Regions from separate parts of the Homo sapiens genome. Here region 2 is linked to region 1. The links are chromatin loops, found by intact Hi-C in ENCODE. Cell type or tissue: psoas muscle. All regions are shown on one strand. Each heading gives the region's core, and the rest is flanking DNA. Links, peaks and the distances in the headings are about the cores only.

Region 1 (12,191 bases), core at 1,834-9,833:
GTTGGCAATCTAGGGCAGTTTAGCCAAATCCAGCCTGTGGCCTGTTTTTGTAAATAAAGTTTTATTCACACACACGTGTAAGCCAGAGCAATCTACAGAGGAAGTGGGAGAATTTATGCTATATCATGAGGCAGACAAAAACTTTAATGTAGAAGACACTTGCATTTTTAGACAGTGACATTTTGAGAGGTGGAAACTAACAAAACTCAAGACAAGGGAACTAGTGAACAAATGGAGAAAAGTATAAAAAGAATGGGGCCGGGCGCGGTGGCTCACGCCTGTAATCCCAGTACTTTGGGAGGCCGAGGCAGGAGGATCACCAGGTCAGGAGATCGAGCCCACGGTGAAACCCCGTCTCTACTAAAAATACAAAAAAATTAGCCGGGTGTGGTGGTGGGTGCCTGTAGTCCCAGCTACTCGGGAGGCTGAGGCAGGAGAATGGCGTGAACCCAGGAGGTGGAGCTTGCAGTGAGTCGAGACTGTGCCAATGCACTCCAGCCTCGGTGACAGTTAGACTCGGTCTCAAAAAATAAATAAATAAATAAATAAAAAGAAAAAGAATGGATGACTGTGGGGCATATTCTGAAAGAGTTTTAAGGTGATACGATCTTAATATTATTTCTAAATTTGAGATGTATGCGTGGTAAAAGATCTAAACTGAGCTCAAATTATTGTCCTGTAAAAAAATAAAAGGAGATAAGGTTTCCTAATATTTATGCTATCCTTATGACATTAAAGAAAAGGCTAAGTAAATGTGGATTTTGATAATCTTGCTTATTAGATGGCAACTGCTGGTCAATGTCAGATGAAGCACACTAAAAAATTATTCATTTTATAAACTGAAGTATTAGCGTGACCCTAGAAGGAGAGTACATAACCAAATACGCACTTACAGACTTCTTTTAGTAAAACTCCTAACAACAAAAAAGTTTATTATTGTTTGCTTTTCTTAGCAAGCACTATGACATCGGGAGTTTCTAAAATACAGAATACAACAAAGCTACCATTGTTTCTAAGTACAATAGGGAATTTATTAGACTTCATCAGCCAGGCTGTATATTGAACTTATTAGCATAATTGTAAGAAGAATTTTTAATTATATCTGAATAGACTTTACTAGGGAACCACTAAAACTGAGTCTTTTACCAAACTTCCACCTAAGAGTATTAACAAGTTGGGATGGGACTTATTTTGGGGGGGAAACAAGCACGTAGGTTGAAACCCTGGGGGACAAAAAAATGACTGCATACATTCAGTATATATCCAACAAAAGTTTATTGCTTACAGGCTGTGTATAAAATACTGCAATGAATGCTCCCCTCCAGGGAAAGGTTTTTATTTTGGGCTACTATTTATTGACTGCTTCATTTTATACTAGCCACTGTGCTAAGCACTTAATGGATACCGTATTTAATCTTCACAACCACCACATGAAGTCGATTATTATTAATCCCATTTCAAGACAAGGAATCTGAGGCTCAGAGAAGTTAAGTAATTTGCCCAAGGTTGGCCAGTATTCAAGACCCAGGCCAGATTGATCCCTAAGCTGATTACATGGCCACTGTTGTGCACTGTGCCTTCCCCAGCACACAGGTGGCCGACGTCATGGGCATTCTGGTTGCGCAATTTGGACCTATACTTCGCACAAACACACACCAAAGAAGGAAGCTAGACATTATATGACTCTTTGGATGTCATCAATCAAATAAAAGGACAGGAATACAAAGCAAAATGAAAAAAATTCCCTCTTAATGAGGCAGGAGAATAGGGTCTGGAGGCAGGGAACATAAGGCTGATTCTCGCTGACTTCCTAGAACCAAATCAAATGGAAACACTTCAGCTAGGACAGAAAATATCCTCTCCATTTACATAGGGTGTACACTGAGTAAATGACTTCGTAACATGACTTCATCCTCTTCATTTACAGAGGGCGTACACCAAGTAACAAATGGAAACCTCTAGAGGGTATTTAAACCCCAGAAAATTCTGTAATGGGGCTCTTGAGCCCCTATGCTCAGGTCGCCCCCAACCTGTGGAGTGTACTTTCATTTTCAACAAATCTCTGCTTTTGTTGCCTAAATCTTTCCTTGTTTTGTGTATGCATTTTGTCCAATTCTTTGTTCAAGATGCCAAGAACCTGGACACCCTCCACCAGTAACACTACTTCAACGAAAGAAAAGCAAGGTGAGTCTTTTAGGGCCCAACAGACACATCATGGTCTGCCTCCTAGGCCCAGTGGGCCTATATTTCTCCTTACTTTCCTTCCTTTCCCTTCCTCCCTTCCTTCCTTCTTTCCATTTTTTTTTTTTTGAGACAAGGTCTCACTCTGTTGCCCAGGCTAGAGTGCACTGGCATGAACACGGCTCACTGCAGCCTTGACCTCTTGGGCCCAAGTGATCATCCCACCTCAGCCTCCTCAGTAGCTGGGACCACAAGTGAATGCCACCATGTCTGGCTACTTTTTTTAAAACAATGTTTTGTAGAGATGGGGTTTTGTCATGTTGCCCAGGCTGGTCTCAAACTCCTGGGCTCAAGCAACCTTTCTGCCTCGGCCTCCCAAAGGGCTGGGATTACAGGCGTGAGCCCCTGCAACTGGCTCTAACTCTTTGTTCTGCCCTCAGAGTCCTCAATTCCCTTTCCAGGATTTTGTGCATTTTGTTTTTTGTGAGACACACAGCAACTGCATACTCACTGAGACAGTCGGTGACAGCCAATGTGAAGGACACTCATTTCTGAGGACTGAAGTGTACCGCTCTAGTCTGTTTTCACCATCCATTTATCTGCGTCCCCTTGTGAAAATCTTCATGGTGTTATGGCAGTGGGAGGCTTTGATTTCACTCAGGGCTTGTCTACGCTAAAGTTTAGACATTGTTCTAACTAAGCACTGCTGCAACCATACTTCCATCCCTTTACATTGTCTTTGATTCAAAGAGTTGTTTTTTGTTTGCCTGTTTTTTTCTTTTTTCACCTGAAGGAAAGAAATCTCCATCACTATAGAATTCCAAATATTCTACCACACTCAACTCTAAACATCCTGTTAGGAGTCATGACAATTTCTAAGTGGTAAGAGATCAATCAGAGGACTGTGCTCCTTTCTATTTCTGGCTGAGGCTAACGTTCTGCGGAAGTTTGCAGAAATATACCAAGTAGTAGCCTTTTGGCTAAAACTTTTCCTTTGATAAAACAGACTTGGATGAAGTGGACTTTCCCATCTCTCTATTTCAACCTTTTATTTCCTGGAGGAACTATCCTTAGAAGTAAGAAGGTAACCTGGTATTCAAAGTCCATTCATTTCCTCCCTGACACACCGAAAGTGTATACTCACAGTTCTAAAAAATAATTATTATTACTATTATTGTTATTTTAATGTGGACATCAGTTTCAGCTAAAAAAGACTGGGATCATCAACTACTAGAAGGGCTATTCCAGGCCAGGCACGGTGGCTTACGCCTGTAATCCCAGCACTTTGGGAGGCTGAGGCAGGCGGATCACAAGGTCAAGAGATCGAGACCATCCTGGCCACCATGGTGAAACCCCGTCTCTACCAAAAATACAAAAATTAGCTGGGTGTGGTGGTGCATGCCTGTAATCCCAGCTATTCAGGAGGCTGAGGCAGGGAAATCACTTGAAACTGGGAGGTGGAGGTTGTGGTAAGCGGAGATCGCACCACTGCACTCCAGCCTGGGCAACAACAGTGAAACTCCATCTCAAAAAATAAAAGAGGGGCTATTCCACTAAGAGAGATGATGGCAATATTTTTCTACCAATTAAGACATTGAGATATTATAAACTATTTTGTCATATTTAAAATATCATGTAAAAACCATCTAATAGGTCACTTAAGCATGAAGGAAGTGCTGAAGACAGGAATGCTCCCCTTGCTGACTTTCTAGGGCCAAGAAGGACATCATCCCAACAGTAGCTGGATATAACAGATTAGGTGGCCTTAAATGTTGGTTAAGCCACACAGCATTACTTATAATTGCTCAACAGGAAGAGAAGAAACAATAACCTCTTCAAATCAAAGAAGTAATTTATAAAATAAAGACTGTGAAAAATAACTTATGTAACTTATCAAAGCAATCAGTCATATAAACAGATGAGAATAGTATGAATCATAGGTTAGAAAGTCAAGCTTAGCAGAAACATGAGAAAATATCTTCTATGTATTTAATGTATGTCAAACTGCAGGAAATAGTAACAGTACTTTTAATTTGAAAATTCTTCACTGAGAGGACATACAGTCATGCATTGCATAACAATGTTTTGGTCAACGAGGGACTACGTATAGGACAGTGGCCCCAAAAGATTATAATAGCGCTGAAAATTCCTATCCCTAGTGACATGGTAGCTGTCGAACATCGTAGCACAATGCATTACTCGTGTGTTTGTGGTGATGCTGGTGTAAACAAACTTACTGCACTGCGAGTCATACAAAAGTATAGCATATACAATTATGCACAGTACATAATGCTGGATAACAATAAACAACTATGTTATTGGTTTTTGAATTTACTATACTATAGCTTTTATCATTATTTTTGAGTGTACTCCTTCCACTTATTTAAAAAAAAATGTGAAGAGTAGAACAGCCTCAGGCAGGTCCTTCAGGAGGTATTCCAGAAGAAGGCATTGTTATCATAGGAGATGACAGCTCCATGCATGTTATTGGCCCTGCAGATCTTCCAGTGGGACAAGTTGTGCGGGTAGAAGACAGTGATACTGATGATCCTGACCATGTGTAGGCTTAGGTTAATGTATGTGTTTGTGTCTTAGTTTTTAACAAAAAAAGTTTAAAAAGAACAAAAGGAAAAAAAATTAAAAATAGAAGTTCATAGAATGAGGATATGAAGAAAGAAAATATTTTTGTACAGCTGTACAATGTGTTTTAAGCTAAGCGTTATTACGAAAGAATCAAACAATTAAAAATCTTATAAAGTAAAACAGTTACAGCAAGCAAAGGTTAACTGATTGTTGAAGAAAGAAAAACATTTTAAAAATAAATTTAGTGTAGTCAAAGTGTCCAGTGTTTATATAGTCTACAGTAGTGTACACTGATATCCTCGCCCTTTACAATCTCACTCATTGACTCACCCAGAGCAACTTCTGGTCCTTTAACCTCTATTCATATTCATGGTGAGTGTCCCGTCCAGGTGGATCATTTTTTATCTCTTATATCATATTTTTACTGTTTAAATATACAAGTCCTTACCATAGTATTACAATTGCCTATAGTATTCAGTACAGTAACATACTATACAGGTTTGCAGCCTAGGAGCAATAAGCTAGACCATTACATTAGGTGTGCTGGATCCTCTGCCATCTAGATTTGTGTAAGTACTCTCCATGGTATTTGCACAATGATGAAATGCCTAAGGATGCATTTCTCGGAATGCATCCCCATCATTAAGGAATGCATGACTATATTTAACAAAAAGGCAGATGGGTTTTCCTCTTGTAGCCATACTTGAATTTACAGAGACAATACTTGAAGAGAATCATAAGAAAGCATCAGAAAACTCTTCTAGCAGAAACTGTGCCTTATATATCTGATTCCTCCACACTGTGTCCAGCATGATGCATGAGCCCATAGTAGGCACTAGATTGATATTATTTGTGATGTAATATGATAAGCCACACTTCAAATTATTGGTACCAATTCAGTTTTTAAGACTGATACACCTTGAGAATCCAGATGATACCAAAACAAAATAAAAACTTCTTTTTTCACATAAACAGAAAGCTCAGGAAACTGGTGAACAGCTCAGCAACCTAGAAACTGGCTGTGCAGAGCACTCTTTGAATACGAATTAGCAGTGGGTAATGGCAGCATATTTATGAGGTCTCTTGCCGGGTCCTTCCCTCCTGTGAATGCTGTATAATTCATTGTGCGTGCCCTGACCCCAGTGCACTCCTGTTCTGACAAATCATACTTGATTAAGACAAATCTTTATTAGTTAGCTAGTCAACTTCCCCATTTATCACTGGCAAATCCCATTCTCCACTTCAGGTACAGGAAAAGTGACTGAAACCTTAAAAAAAATACCCCAAATATCTAAATAAAAATAAAATATTTGTTAATACACAGCAGGTAAAGCCAGAAACCTCTTAATAGATGAGTAAAGAAATTATTTAATAGATATATATTTTACCCACTGACAAACTCAAACCCACTACACATTTTACTCAAGCTGAGAAATTGTTGATCAGGTAATCTATTTAGGAATTTTTATCTCCTATGAAACTTCTGTCTGAAAGCAAAATGCTGTATTTTGAAAACTGTATTACAAAGTTAGAGGCTCAAAATACTGAAAGGGTAATAATAAAAATTTTAAAAAGACTGCTGAGTAGAAAGAATGTCTAAGCCTCCTACCAAAAGAATAACAACAACAAATCTTTACAGAGTAAGACAGAATAAGGCAGAATAAATTGAAAATTATTCTTGGTTCTCTAGTACCATAGGAAAAATGAACCTCTTTTTGAACTATGTATAATATTCTCATGAACTTCATTGTTGGTTAACCCTAAAGATGATTTAATTAATTTATCATGGTTGATGCTCATTTTAGAGTCTGGTGCACTGAGCTTGGTACCAGAACTGTTCTCAGAAATCTGACAATGATGCCATCAGTAACAAAGAAGCATGCTATGGGCTAGGATTGCCACTGAATATCACAAATAGCATCTTCTGACAAGTTTCAAACATTCTCTAGTTTCATGGAGGTAAACTTCAGCACAAACCATTAACTTTCCTTAGTGACAGCAAGAGAGAGAACAAAATGGAAGGAGAATGGATAGGTTTAAGCTGATTTCTGACTTCTTAAATTTTTACTCTTAAGCCCTGAGTCCAACAGAGGAGAAAAATCTTTTTAGCTTTTTCATAAAAAGCTACCAAATCAATCCAGATGTGTAACTGATGTGTAATTTCCACATAGATGATCTCAATGTTCTCTTTAAAAACAATGCAGGCTGGGTGCAATGGCTCACGCCTGTAATCCCAGCACTTTGGGAGGCTGAGGCGGGCGGATTGCTTGAGCTCAGCAGTTTGAGACCAGCCTGGGCAACATGGCAAAACTTGGTCTCTACCAAAAATAGAAAAATTAGCTGGGTGCGGTGGCATGTGCTTGTAGTCCCAGCTACTTAGGAGGCTAAGGCAGGAGAATCACCTGAGCCCGGGAGGCGAAGGTTGCAGCGAGCCAAGATTGCGCCACTGCACTCCAGCCTGGACAACAGGAGTGAAACTTTGTCTCAAAAAATAAAAATAAAATTAAAAATAAATTTAAAAAATGCAGAGACAAAGTATAATTATTTTACAAAAAATTTCTATGTGGAATCCTTTCTATACTGATAATAAACAAATCTATACATAAACTACGGAAAAACATACTTTTAGTCTTGACAACTTTAATGAAACACCAGTTAACACAATATAGTCCACACATATCATAGTTGACTTTATTGATGTCCTTATGTGTTAAACGGAAAGCAACATTCAAAAACATTTTGCATGTTGGGGCTGTCTTCTATTTGCCAAAATTTTCCATTTAGAAAATGTGGATACATCTTGAGAAATGAGGTCAGAACCTAGTATGAGAGACTTCAAAAGAACACCTAGTACAGTGGGAAATAGTGTGTTGATGATTTTATAAGCAGAGCCTGACTCTGATTATATCTATGGATTCAGAAGAGATTGCACCTGAACAATCTTCCCCACTCTACAGGTCTTTCATCACAATCTCAAAGCGCTAAACAGCTATTCCAAAAGTGAAAACCGTCATGGTCCCATTAGAAAATATTTATGTAATTTGGATAAGGACAGAGTGGGGTGGGCTAGAGAGTTAAGCCGTTTACACATGCCCATGGAAGTAAAGAAAAAGTTTTAAAGTAACTTTCATTTATCCCATGGGCTCTCCACTCATTTTTTTCTTGGAAATCCTGATGAAAATGAACTCTTCCAGAAAGGTTAAACAACTTGCCTGTGGGGGCAAATTTTAGGTCAGAGGTAGGATTATAATTCAAGCCAATAAATATTACGGAGAGTCAATTACATAACAGGCATGCAAAGAAATAAAAATAAAACATGGTCCCAACATCTAGCAGCTTACACTTAGATGGAGTAGAATGATATGAATGGAACCACCATCAGGATAAAGTACAGCACATTGCACAAGTGCTAAACTGAGGAATGTGCCAAAGGTGTTGTATCAACTAACAAAAGAACATGGTAGCCGGGCGCGGTGGCTCACACCTGTAATTCCAGCACTTTGGGAGGCTGAGGCGGGTGGATCACCTGAGGTCACGAGTTCGAGATCAGCCTGGCTAACATGGTGAAACCCCGTTTCTACTAAAAATACAAAAAAATTAGCTGGACGTGGTGGCACACTCCTGTAATCCCAGCTACTCGGGAGGCTGAGACAGGAATTGCTTGAACCTGGGAGGCAGAGGTTGCAGTCAGCCAAGATTGCAGCTTGGGCAAGAAGAGCAAAACTCCCATCTTAAAAAAAAAAAAAAGAACATGGTACTCTTCACAGATTTGCTCATCACCCTTGCAGGTCACCCACAATTCACATTTCCTGATGTCCACCCTGGGCTTCTTGCTCCTACACTCATACTCATCTGCCCCATAATGATGTGGATATCTTTGGATATAATAATCTGAGTGTTACTGACAACCTGTGTCTAATAATCTACTGGGTGCCTCACATTTCTTTTCAAATCTTAGAAGACAAAGGTAAGAACCTATGGAAACAATGCTTCCTAGTTTTATTTTATTTTTTTAACTTCCAAGTTTTTGTTTTGGTTTTTTTCAGAATGCACATAATATTGACCTGAAACTAATGGTATATGATAAATATTTAAAACAATAGGATAGGTAGTTGGATAACCTACAAGATAGGTTGTATTTCTAGCAAAATTTGTAGGTAAAAAATGTTGAAAGGCATCTAGTCCAGTTCCTTCTACTTATAAACATATATCTATCACCCTATGGCACATAAATAAAAATGGATGATAAGAAGATAGCATTCTATTCTGTCTACCCACTCCCCATCCCTGGCACTACATTGGCATCAGGTAACCAAAAAAAAAAAAAAAACACAGTATATTGGTGTTCTTTCTTTTCCATATAATGCCTGGCATACAATACATGCTTCTAGGATGGATGGATAGATGGATAAATAAATAAATGATCAAGTGAAATAAGTAGAAATGCACCAAAAAAAGTAAAAAGGGGAGAACATTAAAAGCAAGAAAGGCAAAGGGGTAAAGTTGGTAAAGAAACTATTATAGAGAGAACACTAGATATACACTTATCAGTAGAATTCTAGAATCAGGAGCGTTTTAGAAGTTATTTATTCCACTCAGGAGTTGGATTAGATCATCTGAGAGAAGTGATTTTTCTAAATGGCATATCAAGCAGAGCTTGGATTAGAACCTAGGCTTCTTCACTCCTCATTTCATATCTTACGTAACGCAAAATACACAAGCAGGAAGTTCAAGACCATGTAATTAGTGTGGACGCCTTCTTCAATGAATGGCCCTGGGGCATGGCTCCTTTATATAGCCCTAGCACTTCTGCAATCATGGGTGACATGCTAGGGAAGCTGCTCTCCCCCAAGAAGAATCCTGCACAGCACTGGTCTAACTCATCATTTTAGTGATGCTTCCTGAAACTAGTGAGAAATACCAAATATATACCCATTTACACCCCATAATGAGTAACTGGGTTAAGATAGGTGGCAAAGGGGAAGAGGAGTGTACTTTTCCTTACATTTCACTTATGATCTTATTGAATTCTGGGGGAAAATTTAAGCTGGGTACATATTGAGCTATCATAAATAGATTCCACATTAATTCCACAAACACACACTGAGTACTTGCTATGCGCTAGGCAGGGGAATACAAAACCAAATATGACATTGGATGACTATAGTGAGCTACAATGGCTCTTTGAAAAACGAATGTTAAAACCAGTTAACATTATAAAATCTACTTGATAGAAAACTTTGAGGTTACTTCCTTCCTCATCTATACGTTTTAATAGAACAGGTTCATATGAGTGCTTTCAACTTACAAACACATTCCTAGAAAGCACAATAAATATCAAATAATTGTACTATTTTGTTACTATGTCTAACTATGATTGAAACTAAACTATTCCTTACCATAATGTCATTTTGCCATTCTGCTTAAGGTTGGTAAATCAGTATAATCTGATATTCTCATACAAACGCTAGGTAGAGAAGCCCAATTCTGCTGTACATTTTCAGAATGTGTTAAAATTGATGTCAATGTCTCAGTAATTTCGCAGTTTAAAAAACAGTTAGAAATGTAATGACTACACTACACTTGATTAAAGCATTTACAGCTCTAATCAAAAACTGACAGCAAGATCAAAGATGTTAACTTAAATCTCTCCTCTAATTATGTTTAAAATGCCACACCTCAGGCCTGTCTCTCCTCTTCTTTTTCAAACCAAATTCTGCTTAAGAAAGATCTAACACTTCTTAACAGTTCATTATCCAATAAAACTATTCAAAGCTTAAAAGCAATCTACACAATTAGTCAGGACCTCAGGGAGTCCACCGGTAGTCTTTATTACAGGACTTCATATTAAAACACCTTAATTATATTTGTCAAATGGATTTCATTAAAACCCATCGTCACTTTAATTTTCATATTTTGACAGTGCTGGCATAGGCATTATTACCACCTGCCAGGCTAGGAACTACAACAAAATTGTCAAATTCCTTCAAATCCTAAGCAGTTTCTTTTGTACCTGATTGATAGTTTTCTCTGTGTGGGGAAACTATCACAATTAGAAGAATTAAAATACTCCTACTTAAATTCTACTCTAATATATATGTTTCTTGCAGATGCAATGAAAACAAACTACATCCGTGCTGGGTTGCCAGGTGCACTTTGCAGAGAGGGTGATGCACATACTTTGCAGTGCATCTGAATAGCAAAGCCGAGACATCAAACAGAATGCACTATGATTCAATCACATCACAACCATCAGGACTTGAAAGCCAGGACATTTTTTTTTTTTTACCTCCTATTCATTATGCTGCCATATTTCATAAAATATACGGTGTTTCTGGCCATTCACTTGAGATTCAATTGTATTTTCATTTGCCACTGAGACTCAGACTATTGAAATAGTAAACGAAAAAAATTACATATATGCCTTTCTTTCTAGCTATGCAATGTTCAATGTCAACAGTGATGCAATGTTTACAGCATTTTCCTAATTCGGCTAGTTATGCAACTTTAGGAAAATGGAGGTGTGTACATTAATAAGCAAAGAGTTTTTGTCTGTTTTCCTCTGGAATTTTGAAGTCTTTCGTAGCTTATGCAGTACAGAATGAGATTCTCTCGATGATTCTCCTTTTAGATTGAGGCACACAAAATTCTATTTTTCAAGTATTGAGAACAGAAATAGCAAAAAAAGGATAATTTTTTTTTTAACCTAACAGACTCATAAGATATAACAAAGGAGAAAGGTTTCTGGCCTATGTGTAACACACTTCAGGGCTTTGTACAATGGTCTCAAGAGTAATAATCACCTTGCTTTATGAATAATTTAAGTCATAGTAAATGGTCTTGGATTATTTTGAGTAAAGCTAAAATTTTAAAGATTTACTTATGAAATCACAGGACATTCAATAATCATAAATGATCACTGACTTATATGTCTCAAAATTTAATATAATTGAAATAGAAAACATGCTCAGAGAGGCCCGACACTGTGGCTCACACCTGTAATCCCAGCACTTTGGGAGGCTGAGACCAGCAGATCACTTCTTGAGGCCAGGAGTTCAAGACCACCCTGGCCACATGGTGAAACTCTGTCTCTACAAAAAAAAAAAAAGAAAAAAAAAAAATTAGCCAGGTGTGGTGGCGGGTGCCTGTAATCCCAGCTACCTGGGAGGCTGAGGCATGAGAATTGCTTGAACCTGGGAGGCAGAGGTTGCAGTGAGCCTAGATTGTGCTACAGCACTCCAGCCTGGGGTGACAAGAGTGAGACTCTGTCTTAAAAACAAAAAAAAAAAAAAAAAGAAAAGAAAAAAAAGAAAACATGCTCAGATAATTATGCACAGGGAACATGCATTTAAATACAGTTCTAGTGTCACCAATGTCCAAAAGTTTTTCATGATCAACTTAGCTGGCAACATTTTTCCCTCCTCTGG
Region 2 (12,191 bases), core at 2,845-10,844, 53 kb after region 1:
AAACAAAACATAAAACAAAATTAAATTAAATAATGACTTTTCTACTCAGGAAAAAAAAGGCAATGAATGTTATTGAAAAACTAAACAAAACCCTTCCTACCTCTGCTATATATCAATGGTCAAGGGCAGCCCCACACCCTCAGGATCAAAAGACTTCTATGGGACAAGTCTTTCTTGAAGGGAACAGGCTCTTATCTCAACACATTGTCAACAAGCTCCCAGTTAGCAATGTCCAACTTCATTTGGGTTTAGCTTGTTATACTCATGCTTGCAATTTCAATGCCACATGGCCCAAACCAGCTTCAACAAGTCAGTTCCCCCGATATGGCTCAGTTATACAGCCAGCATGGTAATACAATTTAGGCAAACGATACAATGAATTACTAGAAGCCTGAAAAGAACCCACTCCATGAATCTCCACAAATCATTTATGAATTCAAAATAAAGTATTATTAACAACAAACACTTCTGACCACAGATAACTAGGTGACACAGAAAATGTTTCAATCATGCACTGGGTTTAAAAAAAATTAAGCAGCACATCTGCTTTAGCAGGCTATTTGGACAATAGTTTCAAGTAGTTCTATGTGACCAAATGCTTTTAAAAAATTGATCTATAAAGGTGTTTCTCTAAAGCTTAGGCTTTCATAAAAAAAATCACCCAAATAAGTGTTTACAAAATTAAAATAAATATTGATGTGAACCAGCTTGAACTCTGCTGTTTTACTGTTTGACATTTTGACCACAATTTCCCAGTGTATGCATCCTTTATAAACATGTTAGTAGCTGCTTCCTAAAGGCTGCCTGATAGTAAAGACTTACAATTCTAAGTCCATCACAATGTCTTATAAATCCATTAGCACCAATATTTGTATATTAAAAACATAATCAATTGTGGCTTCACATTAATTGAGGCATTTCAGAATTTGCTATCAAAAGGCATCAAAACTATTTTAGAGTTTAAGAGGTTTAGATAAACATTTCAAAACATTTAAGGATCAGTCTGAAAGAAAGCTTTGATAAGTCTCTATCTTAATTTTCTGAGCTAGTATTATTTAAGCCCTGGACTGCTTCAGCTGAATTTTGTCTAACTCTTGCATATCAATTGCTCATTTTCAGCAATATCCCGGGTATGCCCCCTGCCATTTGTGGACCTGCCTAAGCAAAAGATTTGATAAAAAAAATTTTTTCATTCGCTCAATAAACAGTAAGTCCCAGGCACTGAGCAAGCAAGGTTGAGGTCAAAGGGTGAATAAAATCTAGCCCCTGCTGTAATTATTCTTAATTAGGAAAGGAATATGTTAGAATTAATGATTTAATTTTCACTTTTGACATTTCTATTGCTCATGTTAACTTTAGAAATGCTCACATTAAAAAGTGCATTCTATAAATGGTGATTTAGAGCAACTGTCATGTGAGGAACTAATGCCTGCATGTTTCAGTTCTTCTCATTTTTAATGGCCATCAACCCCAGCACTCAGAAAAATATGGCTCATACTCCAGCCACATGTTTTCTTCAGAATTTATGGAAATGTATTGTCTTTATCTGTATTTGAATAACCCCAGGCTACTAAGGGACCCTAGTTGTAATCATTCTGCTCTATCAAAATCTAAATCCAATTTCAGATGTGTTTATTTAATTTCCCAATGCCCTTCAGAAAAATTACTCCTAAGAAGGATAAAATGTGGACCATTCTCATTAACTAATAGTGATACCTCAGAGCACATGGCATCCCCCATCCCCTTGTCTTACTAATAAATAGTAATATCTGATACAGAGAATCTTTGTTTCATGATGGAATGAGATGAATTCGTATTACCCATTAATTTAAAGGTCAAGGGTTTTACTGGCCAGTCATGCTTATGAAAGCAAACAGGACAAACCTACTTCCTAGGATGAGGCACGGAACAACTAAGAAAAGTGACTGCATACCACAGTAAATAAAGAGAGTCGACAAGGCATTGGTGCCTGGTTGGCACCAAATTAATTAGACCAGACACATTTACAAAAGATTCCCCATAGAAATAGTCATTTAAATTAAAAAAAAAAAAAGTAAATAATTGATGAGTCAGAATTTTAGCCGAGAACCTTCTTAATATTAGCAAAATTGTTTAGGCATAGCAGATATGCCAACCAGTTTTTATTGAACTTCAATATTTACTGTCATTGGGGTAATATTGACTCTGGTTTCTCTGTGGTCAATATCTTTCTTTAGAAAAGCATCTTGGACTTTTCTGCCTCTGTACCTTTGTTTAAGCAGTTCCTTTCACCCAGAATGCTTTTCCCTTAAGTCCCACATATCAAAATGCTACACATTGTCCAAAATGCGGCCAAAGATGACCTCTCCCACTCCCCACAATGAAGGTTTCCCTAATGCTAGCAACTGGATACAGTGCTCCCTTCTCTGAATCCCCATAAAACTATCCTTGCAACATGATTACAGATGTCAGAGTCTACTACAACTTACACCTGTCAGTCCAACACCGATTGAAATTTGTCTTCTTTACTAGATTGTAAATGCCTTGAGGGCAAGCAAGGGATTGCACTTTCTTCATATTTGCATATTTTAAAGCCTTAGCACTAGGAAGTGCCCATAGCAGATGGAATATTGCAAATGCATATCCATGCTTTAAATGAATGTCTGCAACTAACTGTCTTAATGTAATTCACATCAAACATTAAACATTTGTAAAAATTCATTCATTCGTGATTTTTTGAACATTCACCTTTTGTCAGTCACTGTTTTAGGAGCTAGAGACACAGCAGAGACAAAACAGACCAGACATCACGGACTTTTCATTCTCGTGGGAAGAAAAGACAATAAACCCATAAATATAGACTATAAGGTCAGTTAGTGATAAGTGAAGGGTAAGGTGAAAATGAAAGATGCTATTTTAGACTGGTGGTCAGGAAAGCGCTTTCTGCAGAGGCCACACATGAACGAAGCCAGTGAGCCATGTGCGTATCTGGGAGAAGAAAACAGCAAGTACACAGACCCTGGGGCAAGGGTGTGCTGGGTATTTTAGAGGAGCAAGTAAAGAAGAGTGGTAGAAATTACGGTTGGAGGATAAGTGGTCAGATAATGAAAGGCCTTGTGGACCACGTTAAAGACGAGATTTTATGCTAAATATGATGGGAAGTCATTGGACAGTTTTGATCAGAAGATCCTTGATCTGAGTTATGTTTTCAAAGCATCACATTGGCTGCTAATAAGGATAAAAATGACTATAGTAGGGGCACTCTGGAAGATGGGAGAGGAATTAGGTTGTGGTCACACATCTTTGAGGGAGGGGTGCATTATTCTATGTACCACACATGGTTTTCAAACATTCCGTTTTTCAGATTGTTTTGTGATGTGGTGGTAAATAACTAGGGTCAGATAGCCCTGGATTTAAAACTTGCTTCATCACACACCAGCTGTGAGCCTGCAGATATGGTTCTGAATTTCTCCAAACCTTAGTTTCCAATTCTGTAAAATGAGAATAATAAGTATCTATCTATAACCTAATGAACACATAGCATAATTTATTAAAAAAAATTTACTGAGTTGCCCGGAGTTGGAACGTTATTATTCGTTTTGAGCATAGAAAGTCTCCAGTGGGCTGGGCACTGTGGCTCACGCCTGTAGTCCCAGCACTTTGGGAAGCCGAGGCAAGATCATCCTTGAGCCCAGGGGTTTGAAACCAACCTGGGCAACATACTGAGACCCTGTCTTGACAAAAAATTTAAAAATTAGCTGGACGGAATGGTATGTGCCTGTAGTCCTGGCTACTCAGAAATTTGAGGCAGGAGGATCACTTGAACCTAGGAGTTTGAGGTTGCAGTGAGCCATGATCATGCCACTGCACTCCTGCCTGGAAGACAGGTGAGACTCTGTTTAAAAAAAAGAAAGAAAAAAAGCAAAGCAAATCAAGCAAGGAAAGAAAGTCTCTGGCATTGAAGGCTTTCCATGAAGGCCTTCTCCTTCAGCGCTTATTGGCGGTCCAGTCGTTTGGCATCCACCATGGACTGTTTTGTCCTAATATTTAACTTCTCACATGCATACGCCCTAGCTATGCTCGAAGATCCAAGAGGGCAGTATCTTCCTTAAGCCCTGGTTCCATTTTAAAATCAATAAAAGCAGGTCTGTCCAATTGGCCTGCACCATATCTACCCAACACCACATCCTGGCTGCCTGTGTTTTCTTGCCTACTATGCTCTTAATGCAATCATGGCCCTCCTTGTGGGTTGCTTCCTACCTCACTCTGGCCTTGCAGATCCCCCAATCCTACTCTGCAAGCTGCTTCTTGTTTCGGGCCTTTTGAGGGTTTCAAACATTGGCTTTCCACAGTGGCCCTGGACCTCTGTCTCTCATTTTTCTTTATCAGAGAAGTTTCTGGAAGGTTGACTCTTCCTGTTCTGGGTCCAGACCCTCAAAATACAGTCAAAGACGGACTGGTATGTTTTGGAGAAATGGTGAACGGAGGATTGACTGAATGAAGGAAGGAATAGAGCAGACTCTTACTGCAACTTGGTTTCTTGTTATTATTGAGTCAGATATAACGCAGATTGACTCTCTCCTCTCAAAAATAAACTTGCTGTACAAAAGCAAAGTCGTAGGAAACCGGATAAGCCCAATTCACATATGAATGCATAGCAGGTCTTTCTTTACACACCAGCATTACCAAGGGGGTCTACCACACGTAGAAAATCAATCATGAGTCCAGCTTATTTAAAAGAAAGGGATCTTTTCCATCTGACACCTAATGGCAGCAGCAATAATGCAAAATCAGCTTTAAAAAAATTGGTCCCCATTGTTCTCCATTATTTGGGTCTTTGATGTATCCTACATTATGAACTATCAAAGCAAGGCAATGCATCCAAGGTAGGGAACGCCACTAATGAAGGAAACATTAAAAGGTTATGCTTTCCCCCCATTACTTTTGTCTTCTTTGCAAATGGTTTTAAAGGTCATTTTAAAAATAGCCTGCAAGGCTACAAAGGCCTCTAAATATTTAAATAACACAATGCAGTTTATTTTTACGTAGTGTTCTAAATGCACATCACAAAATGCTTCACAGAAATGTCAGTCAAAGGCTAAAGAGGAGAGAAAGGTACATTTGGAGACTGAACAGAAGGAAAACAATGGTTCAGAAGGAAAGGAAGAGGTCTTTCAATAAATGGTACATAAACTACCTGCATAAGTGAAAACACAACCATACGCTTTAGATAATTAGAGACTTACAAGTGAAAGGGGTTAAGCTGAAGACAGCCAAAAATCAAGGTGCCCAAGAGTTTACTGCAAGAAAACTGACTCAGAATGGTCTTGGATCTTCAAGTGCTAGTCTCATGTTACTCTGAAGAACGAAGCTAGATAAAACTGCTTTTATTTTTTTTGAGCATTTACTATGCACCAGGCCTCATGCTCAGTACTTTCTATGACACCAGGTATCCCTCATAGGTTGTTTCATTCTGTTTTGTTTCTTAAGAGACAAGGTCTCTTGGCCGGGCGCGGTGGCTCATGCCTGTAATCCCAGCACTTTGGGAGGCAGAGGCGGGCGGATCATGAGGTCAGGAGATCGAGACCATCCTGGCTAACGCGGTGAAACCCCGCCTCTACTAAAAATACAAAAAATTAGCCGGGCGTGGTGGCGGGCGCCTGTGGTCCCGGCTACTCGGGAGGCTGAGGCAGGAGAATGGCGTGAACCCGGGAGGCGGAGCTTGCAGTGAGCCGAGGTCGCGCCACTGCACTCCAGCCTGGGCGACAGAGCGAGACTCCGTCTCAAAAAAAAAAAAAAAAAAAAAAGAGACAAGGTCTCACTATGTTGCCCAGGCTGGAGTGCAATGGCTATTCACAGGTGCAATCATAGCTCACTGCAGCCTCAAACTCTTGGGCTCGGCCATAGCTAGGACTATAGGCATGTACCACTGTACCTGGCTTGGTTGAAATTTACTTTGAATGGACAAAGAAAACACAGCCCAGGCCAGGTGTGGTGGCTCACGCCAGTAATCCCAGCTCTTTGGGAGGCTGAGGCAGGCAGATCACCTGCGGTCGGGAGTTCGAGACCAGCCTGACCAACATGGAGAAACCCTGTCTCTACTAAAAATACAAAATTAGCCAGGGGGTGGTGACGCACGCCTGTAATCCCAGTTACTCAGGAGGCTGAGGCAAGAGAATCGCTTGAACCCAGGAGGCGGAGGTGGCGATGAGCCGAGACCGCATCATTGCACTCCAGCCTGGGCAAAAAGAGTGAAATTCTGTCTCAAAAAAACAAACAAACAAAAAACAAACCACAGCCCAAAGAGGTTCCAAAAATTCCCAAAGGTTAGCGTAAGTGGAAATGTCAGGACTCTCTCCCCAGATCTGTTTGATTCTCAAACCTCCAGTTCAAGTTTGCTTCAAAGAATGAGAAGCAGATACCAACCTAATAAGTAAAACACAGAACCATCTGGCATTAGAAGAAAAAATAAGCTTCTTCTGATCTTATGGTATGGAAGGCTTTCCTGAGCATACATTCAAACGAAAAACTAATTTAAAAAGAAAGATTTGACTGTATCAAATTCACATGTCAATACTTCAAGAACAGAAGAAAAAGCTTACCAACAAATTTGAAAAAAGTATACCACAAACTTGACACAAAAGGGTTTAGAAGAGTTCTTATGTAAATAAGGAAGAGAAACATAAACACATCAGCAAAAAATTAACTTTTAATGAAAAAATAAGCAAAAGAATTACAGTTAAGCAATGTAAGAGAAATTATCAGCCTTACTCGTGACAAAGAAATGTAATAAAAAGTACAAGCATACCTTCTGCTCAATGTGAGAGAAGGTTTAGGGAAAGGAAAATTAAACTATGGTAGTGTTTTGGAGGAAAATTTGGTATAATACATTAAAAATCTTGAAAATATTATGTTTTTCAGCCCAGCAATTTTGTTTTTAAAAATTTATCACTAAGAAATAGCCAGAATTTGATGTAAAGAACTATGAATAACTATCCCTACTGCAATATTAGTTAAATAGTTTTAAAAACCCCAAAATGTCCAATAATAGGGGCCTGATCAAATAAGTTTATGGTATACTCATGGGATAAAGCAGTAGACAGCCGTTAATGTTTTTCAAAGCAGAATATTTGGTAAAATAAAAAAGTCTTCATACTATATTAAATTCTAAAAGCAGGCTTTTTTATTATTATATTTTAAGTTTTAGGGTACATGTGCACAATATGCAGGTTAGTTACATATGTATACATGTGCCATGCTGGTGTGCGGCACCCAGTAACCCATCATTTAGCATTAGGTATATCTCCTAATGCTATCCCTCCCCCCTCACTCCACCCCACAACAGTCCCCAGAGTGTGATGTTCCCCTTCCTGTGTCCATGTGTTCTCATTGTTCAATTCCCACCTATGAGTGAGAAAATGCAGTGTTTGGTTTTTTGTCCTTGCGATAGTTTACTGAGAATGATGATTTCCAATTTCATCCATGTCCCTACAAAGGACATGAACCCATCATTTTTTATGGCTGCATAGTATTCCATGGTGTATATCTGCCACATTTTCTTAATCCAGTCTGTCATTGTTGGACATTTGGGTTGGTTCCAAGTCTTTCCTATTGTGAATAGTGCCACAATAAACATACGGGTGCATGTGTCTTTATAGCAGCATGATTTATAGTCCTTTGGGTATATACCCAGTAATGGGATGGCTGGGTCAAATGGTATTTCTAGTTCTAGATCCCTGAGGAATCGCCACACTGACTTCCACAATGGTTGAACTAGTTTACAGTCCTACTAACAGTGTAAAAGTGTTCCTATTTCTCCACATCCTCTCCAGCACCTGTTGTTTCCTGACTTTTTAATGATTGCCATTCTAACTGGTGTGAGATGGTATCTCATTGTGGTTTTGATTTGCATTTCTCTGATGGCCAGTGATAATGAGCATTTTTTCATGTGTCTTTTGGCTGCATAAATATCTTCTTTTGAGAAGTGTCGTTCATGTCCTTTGCCCACTTTTTGATGGGGTTGTTTGTTTTTTTTCTTGTAAATTTGTTTGAGTGCATTGTAGATTCTGGATATTAGCCCTTTGTCAGATGAGTAGGTTGCGAAAATTTTCTCCCATTTTGTAGGTTGCCTGTTCACTCTGATGGTAGTTTCTTTTGCTGTGCAGAAGCTCTTTAATTTAATTAGATCCCATTTGTCAATTTTGGCTTTTGTTGCCATTGCTTTTGGTGTTTTAGACATGAAGTCCTTGCCCATGCCTATGTCCTGAATGGTAATGCCTAGGTTTTCTTCTAGGGTTTTTATGGTTTTAGGTCTAATGTTTAAGTCTTTAATCCATCTTGAATTGATTTTTGTATAAGGTGTAAGGAAGGGACCCAGTTTCAGCTTTCTACATATGGCTAGCCAGTTTTCCCAGCACCATTTATTAAATAGGGAATCCTTTCCCCATTGCTTGTTTTTCTCAGGTTTGTCAAAGATCAGATAGTTGTAGATATGTGGCGTTATTTCTGAGGGCTCTGTTCTGTTCCATTGATCTATATCTCTGTTTTGGTACCAGTACCATGCTGGTTTGGTTACTGTAGCCTTGTAGTATAGTTTGAAGTCAGGTAGGGTGATGCCTCCAGCTTTGTTCTTTTGGCTTAGGATTGACTTGGCGATGCGGGTTCTTTTTTGGTTCCATATGAACTTTAAAGTAGTTTTTTCCAATTCTGTGAAGAAAGTCATTGGTAGCTTGATGGGGATGGCATTGAATCTATAAATTACCTTGGGCAGTATGGCCATTTTCACGATGTTGATTCTTCCTACCCATGAGCATGGAATGTTCTTCCATTTCTTTGTATCCTCTTTTATTTCATTGAGCAGTGGTTTGTAGTTCTCCTTGAAGAGGTCCTTCACGTCCCTTGTAAGTTGGATTCCTAGGTATTTTATTCTCTTTGAAGCAATTGTGAATGGGAGTTCACTCATGATTTGGCTCTGTTTGTCTGTTATTGGTGTATAAGAATGCTTGTGATTTTTGTACATTGATTTTGTATCCTGAGACTTTGCTGAAGTTGCTTATCAGCTTAAGGAGATTTTGGGCTGAGACAATGGGGTTTTCTAGATATACAATCATGTCGTCTGTGAACAGTGACAATTTGACTTCCTCTTTTCCTAATTGAATACCCTTTATTTCCTTCTCCTAAAGCAGGCTTTTAAAAAAGGATCCATATTAAAACTTCCGGGGTTATGAGCTCAAATGTTTAGAGGATGATAACAAGTGCACGGTGTGAAGTGACCAAGTTTAAAAGATGGAGACCGGCCGGGCGCAGTGGCTCACGCCTGTAATCCCAGCACTTTGGGAGGCCGAGGCGGATCACAAGGTCAGGCAATCGAGACCATCCTGGCTAACACAGTGAAACCCCGACTCTACTAAAAATACAAAAAAAATTAGCCGGGCATGGTGGCAGGCTCCTGTAGTCCCAGCTGCTCGGGAGGCTGAGGAAGGAGAATGGCGGGAACCCGGGAGACAGAGCTTGCAGTGAGCTGAGATAGCGCCACTGCACTCCAGCCTGGGTGACAGAGCGAGACTCCGTCTCAAAATAATAATAATAAAAAAAAAATTAGCCGGGCGTGGTGGCGGGCACCTGTAGTCCTAGCTACTCAGGAGACTGAGGCAGGAGAATGGCGTGAGCCCGGGAGGCGAAGCTTGCAGTGAGCCGAGATTGTGGCGCTGCACTCCAGCCTGAGTGACAGAGCAAGACTCCGTCTCAAAAAAAATAAAAAAAATAAAAAAAAGATGGAGACCACATATCCTGAATAAACGAGTTCACACATACACAGCCTGCTAGCCTATGACGCCTGGTATTTACCAAAAAATGTTTAGACTGGTTGGTGGTTGATGGGATTATGAGTAATTTTTGATTTTTTTCTGTGTGCTTTTCTATTTTCCCTAAACTTTCCATATGAAAAAGAACCCCTTATTTTTATAATCAGAAAAATTCCAATGAATGTTATGAGATGGGAAAAAAGAGGCAATCACCTCGAGCTGGCTTTTCGTCAGAACTACTGACACCCACATGCTCTGAAGAGGTTTTTTCTGTGCTATTTGCAGAGCCCTCCCTGAGGAAGGGGATTTCACTGCCTTCACTTCATAATCCTATCTTTTCACCACGAACTCAGAAAATACACCAAAAACACAAAGCAGTTGTTCACAGTCTTCAGAAATAGCTGGGAAGCTTTAAAAAATATTGATGCCTACACCCGACCATTGGAGATTCTGACTCAATCGGCCTGGCATGGGGCCCCTGCACCAGTCATTTTTAAAAGTTCCTAAGCTCATTCTAATGTTGAGCGAGGGTTGAAAACTACTGGTCTAACCTAAACTTTTCAGAATGCAGTTTAATTTCACTTCTCACTGCTTTCTTTAGGAAGATGGGAGAGGAGATCATCCTCGCTTTTGGTATAAGATGACTGCATCTAGTTTTAGTATCTATTTGAAAGTATTACTCTGCATTCTCTCCTTTAAACTGAATAATCTCAATTGTTCCTTTCCTTCTTCAGACACCACACAGTCCTGCATTCAATAAACGCTCCTGATTATAGTCTTCACAGCACCATATCACTTTCCTTCATGGAACGTAACACAAGTCTAATTGTAGGTTTATCCACAGGATTCACTCGGTTAACACCTTCCTTTCTTCCTGTGGACTGAAAGATCCATTCAACTAAGAGTAACATCCAGTTTTATTTGCCATATATCCTCATAATTTGCTGATTGTGTAAATGTATATGGGCACCTTGTCTAACCATTTTTTTAGGTTCTCTGAGGATGACATATATTCCAAATGCAACATTTATAGAATTGGGCACCTACTGTGTGCAAAGTACTATGTCAAATAATATGTGGATGTAAATCAAAGCACGGATAGATCAAGTGCTGTGATTTGGTCAGGGAGAGATGAATGCAAATAGGTAAACTGATATGGAGTCTAATGAAGATGCACCATTGCGGAGGCAGAAACTCAATGGCATCAACAGATGCAGGAGTGATTTTTCTGATTGGGGCTTTCCCAGAAGCCTTTATGGAGGAGAGGTCCTTTGAGGTAAGCCTTGGAGGATGAACAGATGATGACTGTTAGCAATGGTGGGGGAAGGGCATTTTGGATCCATGTCTTCATTTCTTGTTGTTGCTGTAACAGATGACCAAAAGCTCGGTGGCTTAAAACAGTACATATTTATGATCTCACAGTTCTTTAGGTGAGAAGTCTGGTGGGCACTGCTGCTTCCTCTGCTCTGGGTCTCACAAGGCCAAGATCAAGGTGTTGCCCAGGCTGTGTTCATTTCCAGTGGTTGTGGGGATGTATCCATTTCCAAACTCCTTCTGGTTACTGGCTGAACTTGTTCCTTGTGATTGTAGGACTGGGGTCTTGGTTTCCCTGCTGCTTGTCAGCCAGCGAACTCTCTTGGCCCCTTACACTGTCTACCTTCCACGTCACATTGTCCCTTTACTTTTAGACCAGAGACGACATATTTGGTCCTTCTCACGTTCAAATCTCTGCATCTACCCTTTCTGCTGAATCTCTTCTGCCTCCAACACAGAAAGTTTTCTGCTTTAAAGGGCTAACATGATTGGATTAGGCCCACTGGTTAATTGAGGAAATCTCCTAACTTCAGGTCTGTTACTTTAATTACATCTGCAAACTTCCTTTTGGCATGTAATGTAAAGTATTCACAGATTACAGGGATTAAGGCATGGACATATTTGGAAGGGGACCCTTCTGCCCACCAAGTCAGGTAATCTGCAGGATGATCAGTATAATACAGTTGGGAATATAGCGAAGGAGCTTAAGGGCCTTGAACACCAGCCTGAGATGTCCAGATTTTACCTTGCCATAAGGAAAGGGTAAAGACCTTGAGAAGTTAAATTTCAGTATAAAACAATTAAACAGTACACAATTGTTTAAGTAAAGTATCTCTTCTTCGTTTTGTGTGTGTGTGTGTGTGTGAGACGGAGTCTCACTCTGTCACCCAGGCTGGAGTGCAGTGGTGCGATCTCTGCTCACTGCAAGCTCCGCCTCCTGGGTTAATGCCATTCTCCTGCTTCAGCCTTCCGAGTAGCTGGGACTACAGGCACCTGCCACCACACCCGGCTAATTTTTTGTATTGTTAGTAGAGACAGGGTTTCACCGTGTTAGCCAAGATGGTCTTGATCTCCTGACCTCATGATCCGCCTGCC

Evidence for each region. Peaks named below come from ENCODE experiments on the same cell type or tissue, not always from the same donor. Only the 100,000 strongest peaks of a DNase experiment are listed, where the experiment ranks them.
Region 2: a loop joins it to region 1, with 10 times the contacts of the local background. A loop is called at or near these places in 3 of 110 quality-filtered maps.

Annotation. Positions count from the first base shown.
Region 1 is chr10:112,642,846-112,655,036 of GRCh38, reverse strand. All of the region lies in intron 5 of VTI1A (vesicle transport through interaction with t-SNAREs 1A), which reads right to left. Among named protein-coding and RNA genes, the nearest start is that of MIR4295, 15 kb to the right of the region's middle. In psoas muscle, for the core only: no CTCF peak of the experiment used is centred there; no DNase peak of the experiment used is centred there.
Region 2 is chr10:112,591,289-112,603,479 of GRCh38, reverse strand. The region is part of intron 5 of VTI1A (vesicle transport through interaction with t-SNAREs 1A); the gene reads right to left. LOC124902503 (a long non-coding RNA gene) reads right to left here and starts at 5,519. Exons shown (of 2, transcript XR_007062292.1): 1 at 1-5,519. In psoas muscle, for the core only: no CTCF peak of the experiment used is centred there; no DNase peak of the experiment used is centred there.